Linked DNA regions of Homo sapiens: region 1 is linked to region 2. Evidence: read pairs that join two places in POLR2A ChIA-PET (ENCODE). Cell type or tissue: OCI-LY7. All regions are shown on one strand. Links, peaks and the distances in the headings refer to the core of each region. The heading gives the core; the rest is flanking DNA. Region 1 overlaps LCP1 (lymphocyte cytosolic protein 1). Region 2 overlaps ZC3H13 (zinc finger CCCH-type containing 13).

Region 1 (4,401 bases), core at 336-4,335, 170 kb before region 2:
TTAGCTTCAAAGTATCATATAGACATTGACCTCAAGAAATTTAAAAAATTGTACAATGACTAACAAACAGGGAAAATTACAATCTCATTTTTTTAGTATAAATACATTGGTTGGGCCAAAACTTAGCTACCCTTGCCAAAACTATATACCCAATAATGGGCCTCTTTGATGACAAAGAACACAAGGGCAGTTGTTAACTTTTACTTAGTCACTTTGGATTATTCTCAGAAAATTCTCAAGTCAACTTCTCCTTGTTACCTAAAGAGTACAGGCCCTTCTGTGTATACAGGAGAGATGGCAAGCAACTTTTAAAATCAGCTTAGGTAAAATAAAATTAAGAAATCTGCTTATAAGGTTATACTTATGAAGAGTCAAACACTTATAAAATAAGATTATAAAGGCTTGGACTTTATTACTAATAGTAGATTTTATAGTAGAGTGACATTATTTCAGTTAATCTAATTTTCTTCCTAGTGTTTTTTTATCTGCTAGTTTCCCAACTTACAGATATCAAATGAAATGATACTATTTCATCTGTATACTGAACACTGCAGAAATAAACATTAGAATTAGGACACATCAAAATATAAAACTAATCAGTGTCCACAGATTTGAAGAGTTTCAAGTGTTCCTATTTTGCCAGATGGAAGCGCACTCCTTAAAAAAGTGTTAATGTTCTACAGGGTCTTCATTTTGAGGCTCTCGGAAGTCACCTCCTGATTAGATGTTGGTTTCCTAGGGATATCTCCCTATAGCTGCTGTGGCCGTGGTGTTCCCCAGATGGCATCTCCTTGTTGCTTTCCTCAGTTCCCTTCTGATCCAACTTCCTGCCTTATACTATTGACTGTTCCTGTTGTTTTGGTTTGTCAGTTTCAATGCTTACATCAGTCTGCCCAGAAATTGCATAACTGCTCCATCTTGTAAGATATCGGTGGGGGATGGGGGGGAGTGGAAGGCGCTTCAATTAATCATCCTAATAATAACGTTAATACTTACATTGAATCAGGTGTTTTTCTAAGTGCTTTAACCCTATGAAAGCATTTAGTTGTCATACAGTCCTGTGAGGTAGTGTCTGGTGTCCTCTTCATATTTGAAGGCAAGTTCATTCATTCACGTATTTTATTTAATTTTCTACAATTGGATCAATTTTGTCTTAACTGTTGAATTTCAAGGCAACTTCCTGGAATAAACAGGTAGCAAACCATGGTGCTTATTTGTAACTAAGCCCTCAAGTTGAGCTCAAATAATCATAATACTTCCCCAAATAAATGCATCTATATGATAAGTGCTTTTATAAACAAATTATTCTGTGTCATCATATCATCATCATCATCATTATCATCACCATCAGCAGCAGCAGCAGCAGCAACAGCATCAGTAGTCAGCCCCTCTGTACACTTGACTGAGTAGAAGTTGGTTGTTAACAATTACAGGCCTCTGCATGGGTCACAAAACATGATCTCCACCCTCAAAAACTTTAAAAGGTTCTTAGTCTTTTGTTTGTTTGTTTGTTTGTTTTTTGAGACAGAGTTTCACTCTGTCGCCCAGGCTGGAGTGCAGTGGCGCGATCTCGGCTCACTGAAACCTCTGCCTCCTGGCTCACCCAGGCTGGAGTACAGTTGCGTGATCTCGGCTTACTGAAACCTCCGCCTCCTGGGTTCAAGCGATTCTCCTGCCTCAGCCTCCCGAGTAGCTGGGACTACAGGCGCCCACCACCACGCCCGGCTAATTTTTTGTATTTTTAGTAGAGACGGGTTTCACCTTGTTAGCCAGGACGGTCTCGATCTCCTGACCTCGTGATCTGCCTGCCTCGGCCTCCCAAAGTGCTGGGATTACAGGCGTGAGCCACCGCGCCCGGCCTTTAAAGTTTAGAATAATTTTAGTCAAGTGGCATTCACATTTTCTAGTCTGTTGTGACTGATAGACATGAATAGATTAAACATTCTACTTTTTATACCCAAGTACACATATCTATGATTGTATAGTAATGGCCAAATATAAGTGTCCTAAAAACTGAGAAAGAATGAAACATTGCTTTAAATGTTAGTGGAAGAAGAGAGGTAAAAGTGAACCACTTACTGGGTTTAAGTAAGTTTTGCTCAACTTCAGAGCCATGGCTGTGTCAGCCCCACTTGCAAGTACAAGGAGCCTGTTACTCAAAGATGGTCAGTTGTTCTTTCTGGCGGAAGGAAAAGCTATGTTAAATTGGGGAACTAGCAAACCCACAGTTCTGTGGTTGCAGCATTGATTCTTATTTCAGCATCTGTTACATGGACAGAAGGGAGGGTCTCCCTCCCTCTCTCTCTCTCGCTCTCTCACACACACACACACACACACACACACAAATAAACACACATACACGGAAACACACACACACACTCACTCACACACTCCTTCTTGACTGGATAAGCTAAAGTGAAAAAGAGATTATGTTTTCCATAGCAGAAAAGCTGACACCAAATTCAGCAAGCAGATTAATTATGCATGTGAATTGCAATCTCCCAGATAATTTGCTTTCCTTCTTTTTCTGGTTGCACTTTCTAGAGGGAAGTGAATTAATGGAACAATTACCTTGTATTTAAATAATACCCTGCATTTTGTTTCCTCAGTCTGGTAGTAGTCACTAAAATTTATCCAAGCTATGTATCCAAATGTGTGAAGTAAAAGGATACACAAATGTTATTTGTATAAAATTTGCATATTTTCCCTATTCAGCATTCCTTAGGCAAAGTTTAAAATTAGAAGTGGATCTTTATTAACCTCAGGTGCAACTTTTTTTCCATAAAAACCTTTTATAATAATTCATGAGATTATAATAGATGTGTGTGCATTCAATATAGCTTCCATCCTGAAAATGTTTTTTCAGTTTTTATTTATTTTTAAATTGACATATAACGGTATGTATTTATGGGGTACCTAGTAATGTTTCAATACATACAATGTCTAGTGATGAGATCAGGGTAATCAGCATATCCATCATCTCAAACATTTTTTATTTCTTGTGCTGGAAACATTCAATCGCCTCTCTTCTAGCCATTTTAAAACTATGTACTGTTAACTATAGTTATCCTATAGTGCTATAGAACATGAGAGCTTATTCCTCCTGTCTAGCTATAATTTTGTATCTAAACAAATCTCTCCTATCCTCCACCTTCCCCCTACCCTTCCCAGCCTCTAGTAATCTCAGGTGTAACATTTAAAAAGTAGATCCTTTGTACCTCCTTGACATCATCTGCTCATATCACCCTCACCAGAAAGGCCAGCTTGAACAAAGAAGAGTGGGATATAAATTCTTTATAGAGAAAGCTAGGTAATAGGTGCAAAGTGGGAGTAAGGAAAAAAGAGAAGATCATGCCTGTAGTTTTGCACTGTTGAGCACTCTTTTGTCATCTTAAAAATGCGAACTGAACTTCCCCCACTGTTTCTAATGCTTTATAAACAGTTTTAAAGTTTCCCTTTGAAAATATGGAATATGGTAGGCACCTTGGAAAACTTTGGATTTTTTCCTTTTCTTGCTGTCATTCATGTTGGGACTGTTCCTCAAAATATCATGGATTCTGTTTCTTTTCTGTGACCACTGAGAATGACAGTTGTGATACTTCATCTACCTGGTGATGTTCACACAGTTTTTCTCCTCCCTCCGTACCCACCCTACTGTTCACTGCACGCAGTTCTTCCTCCAGTACCATATCTCCAGTACCAGTTCTTTAAAGCTGAGTGTCTGCAGCTCCCAGGCACAAAAGAGGCAAATGTGGTATAAAGAAAGGGGAGCAAAGGTAGAGACAGATTTGGATTTATATTCTGGGCTCTTGGTAAATGTGGAGGCTGAGCAAGTCTCTGGAGCCTCTGAAGTTCAGTTTCCTCATCTATAAAATCAGGCAAGTGCTATCTACTCGCTAGGTGTGATGTGGGTTATTTTCCCCTTCCATTTTCCCATGTTGTCGTCTAGGTAGATATGGAGCATATCTACTCCACCCAGCGTCACCACTGACTTACTGAGCCCCTAATATTTACTAGGCATCATGCCAAACGCTTGAAAGATAATTACTCTTTTATTTTCATACATAGCTAGGTAAAGTTGTTATTAATTATATCCTTATTCCAGATGACCAAGCTGAGGTTCAGGGAGGGTTAAGTGACTTGTCTGGGGTCACAGAACCAGTAACTGGCAGAGTCAAGATTCACACCTTTCCTCTCTCTCATTTTATGTTGGCAGTTTCTTAAAAGTATAATCCATGTCTATTTAAACTGTTTTGTATCTTCTAACATGATCCACTAGTTGCTTCCTGATAATATGTCTATATACTTTTTTGTGTTTCCATGATTATTGAATGATTATTTGTAATTCCACATTTTCTTTCTTTTTTCTTTTTTTTTTTTTTTTTGAAGATGGAGTTTTCG
Region 2 (4,401 bases), core at 266-4,265:
TTGATACAGATGCTAATTATTGATCCGTTTTTATCTTTAAAGTAGAAAAGTATCCAGAAATACAGATATTTATCACATATCTGTTAGGGTGCATAAGAAGATTGAGTCATCTCATGAATATGCAATGAGATATGTGGCTAATATAGTTGTTGGCAGAAGACAAGGATGAAAACTAGATTTAGTCGTCATATTTTAGTAATTTCCTACTTGTTTACATGGTTAACGCTATGAGTGATAATAAGACATAGGGATGAGGACTAAGAGAGCTACATTTTCTCAATGCTATGAGTCAAGTGCTTTTAAAATATTGCCAGCAATTTTGAGGTAGATACTATCTCATATATATATATGGCTAAGAACTCTTGGGACTTGAGAATTCTGAGAATTCAGCATGATAGGAAATAAGTTCTAGGATTTTAGGCTTAGGTCTTCATTTATAAATATCAGTAGATAGTGAGATTAGTAGATAGTGAAAACTCACCAGATGTATGAAAAGGGTTACTTGCAAACCTAGTACCAGACTGAACACTCTGAGCAGATGGCTTACACAGAAACGTTAATACAGTAAACAGGAACAAACTTAAATTATAAATTCATTTATAAGTTTAGTGCAATTTGTGAGGATATTGTATTTAGAAGACAAAAGCAGTTGATTATGGGAAAAAAACTGTGAACAACTATATTTTTATTTTATTTTATTTTATTTTATATTTTTGCAGGAGACTGGAGTTTTATTAATCAATCTCCCTGAGCATTTGGGGATCAGAGTTTTAGAGGACAACTTGGTGGCGGGGCAGCAGGGAGACTGGGGGAAGCCAGTAAGCCAGGAGTGCTGACTGGTCAAGTCAGAGATGAAATCCGAGGGAGTCGAAGCTGTCTTCTTGTGCTGAGTCAGTTCCTTGGTGGGGGCTACAAGATCAGATGAGCCAGTTTATCGATCTGGTTGGTGCCAGGTTGAACAACTTTTTTTTTTTTTTTTGGGACAGAGTCCCACTCTGTCACCCAGGCTGGTGTGCAGTCAGCTCACTGCAACATCTGCCTCCTGGGTTCAAGCGGTTCTTCTGCCTCAGCCTCCTGAGTAGCTGGGATTACAGGCGTGCGCCACCACACCTGGCTAATTTTTGTATTTTTAGTAGAGGCGGGGTTTCACCATGTTGGTCATGCTGGTCTCGAACTCCTGACCGCCTCACGATCCGCCCACCTTGGCCTTTCAAAGTGCTGGGATTACAGGTATGAGCCACGTCGCCCAGCCTGAACAACAATATTTTAAAAGAGAAAAGAGTTCAAATGGAAAATCATAGAATAGGACAGATGCAGTGGTCTGAGGTGGACAGATCACTTGAGCCCAAGAGTTTGAGACCAGCCTGGATAACGTGATAAAACCCTGTCTCTACAAAAATATGAAATTTAGCCAGTTGTGGTGGTATGCACCTATACTCCTAGCTACTCAGAGGGCTGAGGCATGGGGATCACTGGAGCCCTGGGGGTCGAGGCTGCAGTGAGCCATGATTGTGCCACTGCACTCCAGCCTGGGCAACAGAGCGAGACACTGTCTCCAAAAAAAAGAAGAAATCAAAAAATAGCAGAACAACGAGATTGCCAAATTTAGAATTAGCAAAATGAGTACTACTTTAAAAATTACTGAATATAAAGACAGATTTAAGATCCTGGAAAAGCAGGAAAAATGGAAATGACAGAGACATCTAACATGGAGGAGAGATCCAAGAGATACAGTAACTGTGTAATAAAGAGAACTGCAGAGACTTGGGTCATAAGGAAAAGTTTTGAAATGAAAATAGAAGAAATTGAGTAAAAAGTTTGAAGTTTCAGATTGAAACAGTCCATTTAGTGCTGGAAAAGATTTTTTGAAAATACCTGGATTTAGTGAAAATCTTTTTCCAGTGAGTAATTTTCAAGGGATAATGTTCATAAGCATGCCAACAGAAAAACCAGCTTACCTGAATAGTAAAAAATTTGATTTTCTTTGGACTTCTGACCTGCAACGTTAAATGTTACAAAATATTTTAACTAGAGCTCTGAGGTAAAAGGATTTTGACATGAAAATGCTATATTCAATTAAACTATTGTTAAAGTAAGAGGCAAAGACAGCCAGTTTTGAATGTGTATGGGATCAAAGTTATACTATTTACTTAAAATTACTTAAATTGCCAAAAAGAGGCACTTAAAGAACAAAATTTGTACCCCAAAATCAATTACAAGTAGATTAAAGACAAATGTGAAAGGCAAAATTACAAAATTTTAGGAGACCATCTTTGTGACCTCAGAGTTGGTAAAAATTTCTTAAATAAGATTGAGAAATTTATGATGAATATATACTGACAGTGGTTGATATTTCATTTGTAGATGATGTAATTGTGTTTTTTGAATAATGATGAAAACCTGGAAGCCACCTGAAAAACTATGAAATTGTTTTAGAAAGTTTTGGAGCATCTATTCAGGGAAATTCTATACAGTCAATAAAAATGATTACCTAAATCTGCTTTTTTAAAAAAAATTTTATTTTGAGTTAGAGTCTTACTCTGTCACCCAGACTAGAGTGCAGTGGCGCAATCTTGGCTCACTGCAACCTCTTTCTTCCGGGTTCAAGTGATTCTCCTGCCTCAGCCTCTGGAGTAGCTGGGATTACAGGCACCCACCACCATGCCTGGCTAATTTTTGTATTTTTAGTAGAGATAGGGTTTCACCATGTTGGCCAGGCTGGTCTCGAACTCCTGACCTCAAGTGATCCACCCCTCCCTCCTCTGCCTCCCAAAGTGATGGGATTACACCATGCCCAACCTAAATCTACTTTTTGTTACAGAAAGATGCTCACACTATGTCTATGTTCAATATTTGAAAATTTTGCAAAATATTGTAATAGGATATCCCATGAATGTATGTGACACACACACACACACACACAGAGTTACCATTTCCAATGATGAGAGAAAATAGTTGTGACTATATATATATATGATTTGCACATATTTTCTCGCATTCTATAAGTTGCCTTTTCACTTTGTTGATTGTGTCCTTTGACATGCAAAAGTTTTAAAATTTGATTTAGTCTCATTTGTCTATTTTTGCTTTGTTGTTACCTGTGCCTTTGGTGTCATAGCCAAGAAATCATTGCCAAGTCCAATGTCATGAAGCTTTTCTTCTATATTTTCTTTTCGGATTTTTATAGTTTTTGCTTTTATGTTTAGGTCTTTATTTTGAGTTAATTTTTGATCTGGTGCAATGTAAAGGTCCAGCTTCATTCTTTTGCATGTGAATACCCAGTTTTAAATGAATAGACAGAGAAAGTAAGATATATGGCAAAAGTATGTAAATATTCAAGATGTTAAAAATAGTTCTCTTTGAGTAGTAGAATTATAGGTGATTTTTACTTTCTTTGTCTACTTTTCTGTCTTAAAAAAAAACAGTTTAAACAGTCATTGTATTAACATCTTTTCTGAAAGTGTCTTCCTATTTCACCTCTATCTTTTCTCAGAAACCTGCCCCTTTAAAGTTATATAATAATAAGCAGTGTTAACAAAATAAGTATCAAGTAAATTAATTCTTCAGCCATTTCTGTTAGTTTTTTTTTCTTCTTGATATTGGTTAGTAGTATACAAAATAATAAAGGGCAAGTAATGTAAAGGAACGCTGCTGTTTTTAAGAAGGCTTTAAAAAATATCCTTTTGGCATATTTGAACCTCTAATGATAGCTTTTTGTTACCTTCAGAAATTCAAAAACCAACCAAAGTAAAAAGAAAGGACCACGTACTCCTAGTCCACCCCCTCCTATACCAGAAGATATCGCTCTGGGGAAAAAATACAAAGAAAAATATAAAGTAAAAGACAGGATAGAAGAAAAAACAAGAGATGGAAAGGACAGAGGACGAGATTTTGAACGACAAAGAGAAAAGAGAGACAAGCCAAGGTAAGTAGGATTGTATGTTTTTAACAATATTAACTTTTGTAGAATATAGAATATTTACTTTTCAGAAGCCGTTGGGCATTAGCATATTGGGTTTTTTAGTTTTGTTTACAATAGTGTGTATATTTATTTTAATAATTCCCATAATAATTATTATTATGAGTCATGGATAATTCAGTAAGCCTTAATTTTTACAATTTATTTTTCAATTTTTTATTGTGGTAAAAAAACAAAATGTACCATCTTCATCATTTTAAAGTTTATAGTTTGGTAGTGTTAAGTATTTTCACACTTGTGAAACAATTCTGCAGAACTTTTTCATTTTGCAAATCTGAAACTCTGTATCTGTCAAAAAATAACTCCCCCTTTCCACCTTTTCCCAGCTCCTGTTAACTATCATCCTGTTTTGTTTCTGTGAATTTGACTGCTTCAGATACCTTATATAAGTGGAATCATACAGTGTTTGTCTTTTTTGACAG

Evidence for each region. Peaks named below come from ENCODE experiments on the same cell type or tissue, not always from the same donor. Only the 100,000 strongest peaks of a DNase experiment are listed, where the experiment ranks them.
Region 1: POLR2A ChIA-PET joins it to region 2 with 12 read pairs; 2 of 35 experiments call an interaction of 5 or more read pairs at or near these places.

The regions. Positions count from the first base shown.
Region 1 is chr13:46,174,819-46,179,219 of GRCh38, reverse strand. All of the region lies in intron 1 of LCP1 (lymphocyte cytosolic protein 1), which reads left to right. Among named protein-coding and RNA genes, the nearest start is that of LCP1, 5.2 kb to the left of the region's middle. RefSeq lists an enhancer at 2,233-2,292. In OCI-LY7, for the core only: CTCF peaks have their summits at 2,377 and 2,782; a DNase peak (open chromatin) is centred at 2,199; H3K4me3 peaks cover 4,000 bases; H3K27ac peaks cover 4,000 bases.
Region 2 is chr13:46,002,663-46,007,063 of GRCh38, reverse strand. ZC3H13 (zinc finger CCCH-type containing 13) reads left to right here. Exons shown (of 19, transcript NM_001330564.2): 8 at 3,728-3,925. Among named protein-coding and RNA genes, the nearest start is that of ZC3H13, 48 kb to the left of the region's middle. In OCI-LY7, for the core only: no CTCF peak of the experiment used is centred there; no DNase peak of the experiment used is centred there.